2 separate regions of the Mus musculus genome follow, and region 1 is linked to region 2. Evidence: chromatin contacts called from ENCODE POLR2A ChIA-PET data. All regions are on one chromosome and are shown on one strand. The core of a region is the stretch at or near the end of the contact, and the rest is flanking DNA. Distances in the headings are between cores, read along the strand shown. Region 1 holds the start of Iba57 (IBA57 homolog, iron-sulfur cluster assembly). Region 2 holds the start of Trim11 (tripartite motif-containing 11).

The links. ChIA-PET counts read pairs that join two places held with the same protein, here RNA polymerase II (POLR2A).
Region 1: POLR2A ChIA-PET joins it to region 2 with 16 read pairs in Patski. The contact joins the promoter of Iba57 here to the promoter of Trim11 in region 2. POLR2A ChIA-PET finds 5 or more read pairs at or near these places in 2 of 5 experiments (Patski and embryonic stem cell).

The regions. Positions count from the first base shown.
Region 1 is chr11:59,160,772-59,165,341 of GRCm38, reverse strand. It overlaps Iba57 (IBA57 homolog, iron-sulfur cluster assembly), which reads left to right and starts at 1,597. Exons shown (of 3, transcript NM_173785.6): 1 at 1,597-1,991. The coding sequence starts at 1,651.
Region 2 is chr11:58,974,687-58,979,503 of GRCm38, reverse strand. It overlaps Trim11 (tripartite motif-containing 11), which reads right to left and starts at 1,411. Exons shown (of 6, transcript NM_053168.2): 1 at 860-1,411. The coding sequence starts at 1,264.

The DNA of each region.
Region 1 (4,570 bases), core at 348-2,847, 190 kb before region 2:
GGCTTATTTGTGTATCCCTGACTGTCTTGATACTAGCTCTGTAGACTAGCCAGGGCTTACAGAGACCTGCCTGCCTCTGCCCAGCCAATGCTGGTGTTAAAGGCATGCGCCACTACCAAGCTCCAAGTCCATTTCGAAATTCTTTTGTTAATAAGACTAAGAACACACAAAAGGAACTCCAGTTTCCCTGGTAGCAATATGATCCAGTATGCCCCAAAGACCCAAGAACAGGGACTCAAAGAGACATCCGTGTAGTTGTTTTCATAGCAACACTTTTCCTGGCTCCAAGAATTGGAGACCTCCCAAGTACCCGTTGCCAGCTCAGCACATAGGGAAAGGTAGGCATTACCGTAATAAAAAAATTTTTTTTCGATACAGGATTTCTCTGTATAGCCCTGGCTGTCCTGGAACTCACTCTGTAGACCAGGCTGGCCTCAAACTCAGAAATCCACCTGCCTCTGTCTCCCAAGTGCTGGGATTAAAGGTGTGTGCCACCATGCCCAGCTATAAAATACAATTCTTAAAAAGGGAAGGGAATTCTGATACGTGCTATACTGAGGATGGGTGCTCCATGAAGAGAGCCAGGTGCAAGAGGACAGGCACTGGTTCTCAGAGGCTTCCAACCCACAAGGGCAGAAAGCCAACTGTGGGCACCAGCGGCTGAGTGTGTGTTCTGGGAGGAGTCAACGTTCTGGAGTTGGATGATTGGGAGATAAAAAGTTCTGGAGTTGGATGATAGTGAGGGCTGCGCAGCCGTTTGAACAATGCCGATATAAATGCACTAAAAGTGGTCTCGCTGGCTGGCTTTCATCAACTTGCCACAAGCCTAGCGATATCTGGGAAGATTCAGAAAACGCCTCCATAAGCTTGGCCTCTAAACAGGTCTTGGCTTATATCACATCAATGACTGATGTGAGAGGGCCCAGCTCACTGTGGACAGGTGCTCCTGGGTCGTATCAAAAAGCAGGCTGGACAAGCCATCAGAAGCTGGCCGGTAAGAGCCCTCTTCCAGGGCTTCTGCTTCAGTTCCTGCCCTGAGTTCTCTCTGTAAGTGGGTGTGACCTGAGAGTTTTCAAATGAAGTGAACCCCTTTTCTTCCCAAGTTGCTTTTGGTCATGTTTAGTATAGCAATAACAAAGTAACAGTGGTGAAGATAATACATTTTATACTGTTCGTATTTAACCGTGAACAAGGAAATGCCTAACTTTTTTCCTCCTTTTTTTCTGGGCAGTACTGGGGATGGGAACCATGGCTTCCTGCCTGCTAGGAAATGCTCTACCACTGAGCTATCTATCTTCAACTTTTTATTCGGAGACAGGATATTCATTTTAAGTTGCACAGGCAGGTCTTGAACACGCATCCTCCTGCCTCTGCCCCCCGAGAGGCTGGCTGGGATTGCACACCAGGACCGAGGTAAGATGGCAGATTTCATGTTTACTTATTTACCACGACCACAAGCGGTTTGACCAGGAGCCAACTAAGGAAAGGGTCACCGGGTGGCTCTAGCCTTGGTGTTTATCTGGGCTTGCGCACCCATCCACTGGCTGAGGTCCCGCCCACTTTCCCCCCCACGCACGCGCGTCGCCAGCCGCCGCCGCCGCCGCCGCCGCCCGGGGCCGCTGTGGTGCCCGCCTTCACTTAGCGCCCAAGATGGCAGCGGTGGCGCTGCTTCGGGGCGCGGCTGTGGGGCGCAGAAGCCCAGCTTGGCACTGGCGGCTGAGCGGGACCGCGAGTCACTGCCTAGCCCGTGGCTTTGGCCTTCTTGGCAGCAACCCCGCGGACGGTGTGGCCTGGACTTGCTTCCGGCTGGACGGGCGCGCCTTAGTGCGCGTGCGCGGCCCGGACGCTGCACCCTTCCTGTTGGGACTATCGACCAATGAGCTGCCGCTTTCGGGGCCTCCGACCGGCGCGGCTCAGCCCTCTGCGCGTGCGGCGTATGCCCATTTCCTGAATGTGCAGGGACGCACGCTCTATGACGTCATTCTGTATGGGTGAGCTTGGGCGGGGCAGCAGGGCGGGGCAGTAGGGTCGTTAGAGTGCTGAGGGAGCAGACCTCCAGAATCCCAGGAAGGATGTCCAGGATAAGATTTCTAGGGAATACTGGCTAGACACCCTTGGGAAGAGGCATAATTAGATTATTCTGGAAATGACTTTCTGAGGACAATCTAGACTTAGGGAAGGGGTCACCTAGAGGCGGATGTCCCATGGAAGGCATCCAGGTTGCGCTAGTTACTTGCACAGAGCGTTGTGCCTGGGACCCCAACCAGTCAAGTCAGAAGCTTCTGGAGTTATTTTCAAGATGGGTGCTTCAGCTTTGTCCCTCCCTCCTCACTTCTTAGAAAGATTTCGCTGGTTCGTGGGACTTTATTCAAAAAGCCACTCTCTGCACAGCCTCTCCACAGTGACAGATTGTCCCAGTGTTCTGAGAATCCAGTTTTTCCCTTATTTCTGGTTCCTCTTTGCAGTGCCAGCTGTTTGCCTGTATGGTCTCATTATCTATACAGCAGACCTGACTGTGACTGTAAATAGTGTTTGCTGGCCAGTCTGGGCAGGGCCTGCGTCTATAGCATTGAGTCTTCAGCTGCTCACCTTTATAGGATCTAAGTCGTGAAGTCTCAGCATTGTCTAGTAGGCATGTGAAGACCCGCCCTCCCTATCCTGTCCCTGAGCTGTCCCTTGACTCCTACCAAAGTCCAGGCCTGGCTGCCTGTCTCAGCTACCCGGTGTCTTTCCAAGTTGGTTTTTGGTGAGCCTCTTCAGTAGCCCCTAGATGCTCATTGGGAGTATATGGGGAATCCTCATATCTGGAGAACAGTTCCTGAACCCCTGAGGGTAGCTATTCCAGGATGAGAGTGGTGGATGAGAATTGACAGCCATGGCACCACTATCCAGTAGTTGTCTGCATTCTGTGGGGGGAAATCTAGAGTGCCTGTCTCCAGGTGCTGAAAGGCCACAGTGATGTGCTTCCTAGAGATCCTTTTCCCACATTACTTCGCTTAGTGAATCTCTGAATCTAGAACTGTGTCAGCAAATGACAACCCATGGGCCAGACCCACTGTGATGCTTTGGCATATAGAGTTCTGTGTGAACCCTGGGATGGTGTCTTCCAGGCAGTGTTCGGGCTGTGGTGACTCAGGGCCTTAAGCCTAAGCCAGTCATTGCCCTTTGTAGAAAACATGCATGGACTCCATACTGGAGCCTTGGATCTGCCTGTGTTTCCAGGTCGCCATCATCTCTCCATGTTACCAATAGGCAGCTGGAGTTGATTCAAGCGCTAGTCTTTGGTGGCTTCCATTCCTCATGGTGATTGGCAGTGGTTGCTAGTATAGAAGCAGTTGCCCTCTCGTGTTAAAGACCCTAAGCGTCTTCAGCCTTGGTCCTGCATGTGTTTACAGGTCTTGTGGACCTCATATAGGGATTCCTCTAGTCTTGGCAGCAGCCAGTGTTACAGCTCTTGTACGGGCTATGGAAGTTGAGATTCCTTAGCTGTTGATACCAGCTGTTGTCACTGCTCCTCTACACAGGGTCTCAGACCCTTGGCTCTGAAGGTTTGATTGGCAGCTCCCTGGACTCTTCAGTGACTTGGGTCTGCAGTTTCTCTTCTCTGGCTCTTTGTAATCGTTTCTCCTTCTTCAGTCTCAGCTTGCTATCACTCTCTGTCTGCCATCTTTCTTCCTGCCCAGGCTGTTGTTGAACTGCTCAGCTGTCGCTTCAGCTGTCAGACAGCTGGCAGGCTTGCCTTCCCTGCAGCTTTGGCTTGTCAACTGCTCAGCTGCTGCCGCCACCACTGCAGTTCCACCGCCTCTGCTGACCTCTGCTGTCTCTGCTGCTTCTTTCTGTTACCAGCCCAGCCCACACTACAGAAAGCAAGAAAAGAAAATGGAGAGAAGCCTTTTCTCGGGCCTGCTGCTCCCACACTGGGGCAAAGCTCAGGAAAGTCTTCCCACAACCTCACTAAGTGAGCCTTCACAGCCTGTTTGTATCGCCCCAGAAAGGATGTTTGGACCAATCACAGACTTGCCTATCGGCAACCTTCGTAATGACTGAGGATTGTGTTTTGGACAGCCATAACGCTGCATCTTTAGCAATAGTTACAGCAGATCCTCTTCTAGGCTACCAGGGAGCTGCTGTCCATTTGGCCAAATTGAAAGTGGTTGCAAGATCATCTAGAATTCAGTGAGACCTGTAATGGCAAAATGTCTGATAAAAACCATTTTAAACAACCCTGGTGGGATCTGTGCTGTTAGTAGGGCCCTCTGCTGCATGGAAGTGCTGCTGTGGGGTCGTCTGACTCTCTGCCTGACAGTCCTTTTGCTCAGGGCATCAAGGGAAAGTCCAACACCTGCCAACTAGTGAATCACCCATCCCCAACATCTTTGCTTATTCATAAGAAGATAAACATCAGGGCTGCATGCATATAGAATGTTAAATAAGTGATAGGACCTAGAACTATCTAGGAAACAAATCTTTAGGCATGCCTGTGAGGGAGGTTCTAGGTTTGGATAGCTGAGGTGAGAAGACTTGTCCTGAGTGTGGATGGCACCTTCCCATGGCCTGGGATCCTGCACTG
Region 2 (4,817 bases), core at 162-2,661:
ACAGATACCTAAGCGTACGCAAGACAGAGCATCCATTCTGCAGGAGGGAGACACCCTCTCTGCCATCAGCCTCCTATTTCACAATCATTTCCTATTTCACAAGGTCTCTTTCTGGTAACTCCACACCTTTTGGGATAAAAGGCCTAAGGGTAACTGCTTCTCTGAGCTTTTCTTTCTCTTTTCTTGTGTGAACCCCTATGCAAGAGAAACTTAGTGTTACTTAAGCTGATCTGTCTTGTCTGTTGTTCAGACAGTGAACTTAACAGGACAGAGGACAAAGGTTTTCTTTTTTGGCAATAGAGCAGCTTTAGTGTTGTCCCTTCAGGGCTTATCATGTCATTCGTGGAGAGATGTGGGTCTCTTTCAGCACCATTAAGGGGTTTGGTGGCAGGGGGGTAAACCTGCCAACCAATCATCGGTAAACCGGGTATGGACGAAACGAAATGAAAAATTACTGGGACGATCTCTGTTTATAAGCTTTTTAAGTTTATAAGTTTATAAGTTCACCTTTGTGCTAAAGTCCAAAGTAAAGGAGACTTGGTGCCTGGTTTATTCTGGTCACCCAAGTTCATGCAGTGATGGGGACACACTGGCAGAGTATCAACTCTGACACAGGCCAAACTGTTGATCTGACAGCGGGCCCCTTCACAAGCTCTCCAAGCTGAGTCTGGACTGACTACCAACACCCGGTTTTCCCCAGAATGCACGTGCATCTCATCCTGGAATAAGACAGGCTACAATCCCGACCCCGTCACAGGATCAAGTTAACTGTAACTCACACTTCCTCAACTCAGGGCAGGGCAGTAACGGGACATCCCTTCGCACCGGGCACTGGCCGGCTGCACCCAATGGAACGCACCTTGAGGTCGTCCGCCGCCTCCTGCAGCGGTCTCACCCGGTGAGTCCAGTGCTCCGAACGCTCGCAGATGGGGCACAGCAGGCTGAGGTCGTCGCCGCAGAAGGTGGTCAGCGGCTCGCGGTGCGCCGCACAGACGCCCTGCGGGACCGGAGAAGGCGGGTGCAGGCGTCGTGCCATTTCTGCCATTTTGGCGAGCGGGCGGTTGGGCCGTAGGTTCCTCTGCGCCGACAGCTCGCGACACTCGGGGCACGCGTATGGGCCCTCGGGCTGGCCCCAGCAACGTCGGATGCACTCGCGGCAGAAGTTGTGGCCGCAGTCGGTCATCACCGGGTCGGTGAAGTAATCCAGGCAGATGGCGCAGGTGGCCTCCTCCTGGAGGTTGGTGGACAAGTCTGGGGCAGCCATGGTGCTGGCGTCTGCGCCTGGATCGAGCTTTTCGTGGTGCACCGGGATCGGGCAACTCCGCCGCGAGAGCGCAGTGGGAACGGGCCAGGAGCAGGTAGCGGCACTCTCAGCCTCCTGGGTAGTGGGTACATCCGGCACTAAGCTCTCAGACTTCCGCCGGAAGAGAAACCACAGCGGAAGCAGGAAGCTAGTTTTTATTATTTTTTAGAACCCGTTTGTTCTTGGGTTGGCCGCTGTGTATCGGGGCTCGGGGTCGGAATCGAATTATAGTGCAAGAGATCGCATTTTCGCCTCTCTTGCGGTGACAAGTCTCCGCAGGTGGTGTCCCCGCACCCCAAGATCCGGATGCTGCAAACTTTGGCCATGGGTTCTGTAGCTAATCTCTTGTGCACTGTGTAAACCTTTCTCCGGTCAATACAATGGCCAGTGAGCTTAGGCAGGAAATTAGAAGGTGTGATGCCTGGAAAAGAGAGGGGCCGGGGTGGATGCCGGGATCGACACCGACGCAAGTTTGGCCCCAGAACGCTGATGGAGATAGCAGCAAAAACTGAGAACCAGGTAACCAGCCACGTGTGGCAGAACTTAGAATAACGGGATGATTATGCACGAATCAGGAAACAGTCAAAGCTTATGGTGGTGACCGTCTGCGGCCACAACTTCTGCCGCGAGTGTATCTGACGTTGCTGGGGCCAGCAACTTAGAAAAGTTGTGGACAGCGAGTGCTAAACTAGAAAGCCAGGCACGGCTTCTCTCCCGTAAGATTTCCCGTAGCGGCGGGCTGAGCGCTTGAGCGGCCGTCTATAAGCAACTGGGTAGCGAGCCGGAACGCACTCCAGCCTGCGTCTGCAGCGGCCCGGGTCTAGCACTCCCGCGGCTGCTGAGTCAGGCAGCGGCCGGCCACGAGCCTCTGGCGTGGCCCGCAGGCGAGCAGCTTCTCAGAGCTGCACGAACCAAGCGCAGTTTGCGATCCAGAGCTGGGGCACATAGGCCTGGCTTTCAGCCGGTGGCTGCAGGTAAAGACCTAAAGCCATTCTCGAGCAGCAGGTCGGAAGGGCCTGCAGAAAGATGGAAACAATGGGGGCAGCCTCCTGAACTGAGCTGAGGGGTTGAAGTTAGCCACCGTAGACACTTGCTGGTCTGTGGAGCCTGCAGACGCACTAAAGAACAAAAGGAACATTTTCCCGCAGCGGCTATGGGACTAAAAAGCCCCAAACTTCTGAACCGGTAAGGTATTAAGTTTGAAAACAATAAAAGAGGAAAGAGACTAAATATAAAACATCGTAGACAAATATAGTTTAAGTTGGTAAATCGAAGTTTTTAAGGAGATAGAGATTAAAGGGAAAATATCTTCTATGATAAAAATGGAAAGAACTCAGTGGCACAGGGCATCTAGAGTCTGTATAATTTTTGCTATAGTTATCAGCATATAAATAATTTTTTTCAGTAACGATAACAAATTTTCTATATCTTTTTAAAGAGAGATCAAAAGAAAGCAAACTTAGATAAGGAGAAGACTGGAAGATGTAGGTTACAGGCCTTAGAAGAAAAATTAGAAAAAAATATAAATAAAAATTAGGAAAACTCTAAAGTAGTAGAGATACGACGAGAAAGATATCTGAAAAATGAAGACAGGTCATAGAAGAGAAATTGGAAAGATTTATAAATAAAAATGAAAATACTAAGATAGTAGAGCTACAAGAAGAAGAAAATATAAAAAATGGAGATGGGTCTTAGGAGAAAAATTAGAAAAAAAATTATAATTAGAATTGAGAAAGATACTGAGATAGACAGGGGAAAGAAGGCTAAAACATTCAGTACCACCTTGGAACAAGACTGAAAAGGGCAGTCTACATCTGTTAAAAAACCTAAAATGATTTTCCAGACTTGATAAAGGAATTGGGAGGAGATGAAAGAAATTCACAGGGTTATCAAGAATTTGAATGGCAACTTCTAGAAGCACAGGATTTTAGAACGCTTAAGGAAGCAGTAATGAGCTATGGCTTACATTCACCATATGTAATAACTGGGCCACACAAAAAAATCATATAATTCCAATCAAATGGAGAGATTTGATGCCAGCCATCTTAAAGCCTGGCCCTCAATTGCAATGGCTGAGGTGGAAAGATGAGGCTTCCGTGTGGGGCAGTGAAATAGGATGGAGGTGCTGATGGTGTCGGCCATCAGTTACTAAGTGAAGGACTGTTCTGGATTGAGAGTCCAGATTACCCTGACGATGCCGTCCTACAACAGAGCCTTACAACAGGGTGGAGTTCAGTCTTTTACAAAGGTGACCCAGGGCCCAGATGAATCTTTCACTGGCTTTTTACCAAGGTTAACTCTATCTCCAAATAGAGCAATATCAGATCCAACTGCTAGAGAGATTTTAATTGAATGTTTCGCTTTTAAAAATGCTAATGCTGAGTGCAAAAAGGCTACTGGACATAAAAGGGCCAGATTTGTACCTCTTTATAAATGGATGAAAACTCCTGCGGATATAGAGTTTAATACCCAAATTCAGTTATGGTGGGACAAACTCAGCATACAAAGCCTGTGGCTGTGACTGTGAATAGTTCCTAAGGATAAATTATTCTATGATAGTCCAGGGAAGAAGTCTCCTGTGCAGTGTAGAAGGTGTAGAAGGGATGGAAGTAAGGCTCATGAATGTAGGCCATCCAAAGATACTCAAGGCAATTCCTTAATGTCAGTTGGAAAACAAAGAGGCTTTGCTCCGGGCTCTACAAAAACCAACATGAGCCATTCATTTCCTGTCCACCAAGGAAAGAGTATTCTGAAAAACATTCTAGCCTGGTAAAACATTCTAGCCTGGTAGGCTTAAATCTAAGCCTGATAGGACAAGCAACTGTTCAAAACTTAAGTAAGCCATTTACTATAGAGCTGCTCTTATGGATAAAACAAGAGATTCTAAAGATACCCAAAATCAGATATTATAACAAACTACTATAAATGATAAGAGGCCAAAATTAAAATCACAGTTGGGTAGAGGAGCTCAAAGGATTAATGGACACAAAACCAGAGGTTACTTTAATAGAAAAAAGTCTTAAAAGGTTTTAAGAAAAATCAGAATTGTCAGATGTTTTAATTACGATAAATAAGGTCAAAAGGATTATAGGTAAAGTGTTCCTAGAAACAATGTTTTTCTAGAGATGATTAAAAAAAAGGCTCAGCCTTCTGAAATACACAAAAAATGTGGCAAAGGCTAACAGGACTAACGATGGTAGCTCAGCGAGAGACAGACAGGGTATCCCCTTGTTGGGGAACACTTGGGACCTGCCATTCCATCCCTTCATACAGCTTGGATGGAAGTTTATATCACAGTTGGTCAGAGAATCCAAACCAACGTATAAAGACAGACAGATGTCTTTCATTTCTTCAAAGAGCAAAGACTCATCTTTCACTGATTTGTGTGCACTTCACACTTTATGTTAAAGTGGAAATGTTGATTACCTTTGAAAAACCACCAGAAAAGCAGCCCTGACAAGATCCACCTTGAGGACGCTGAGATGCTGAGGCACAGTGAGAGGACTGAGACAGG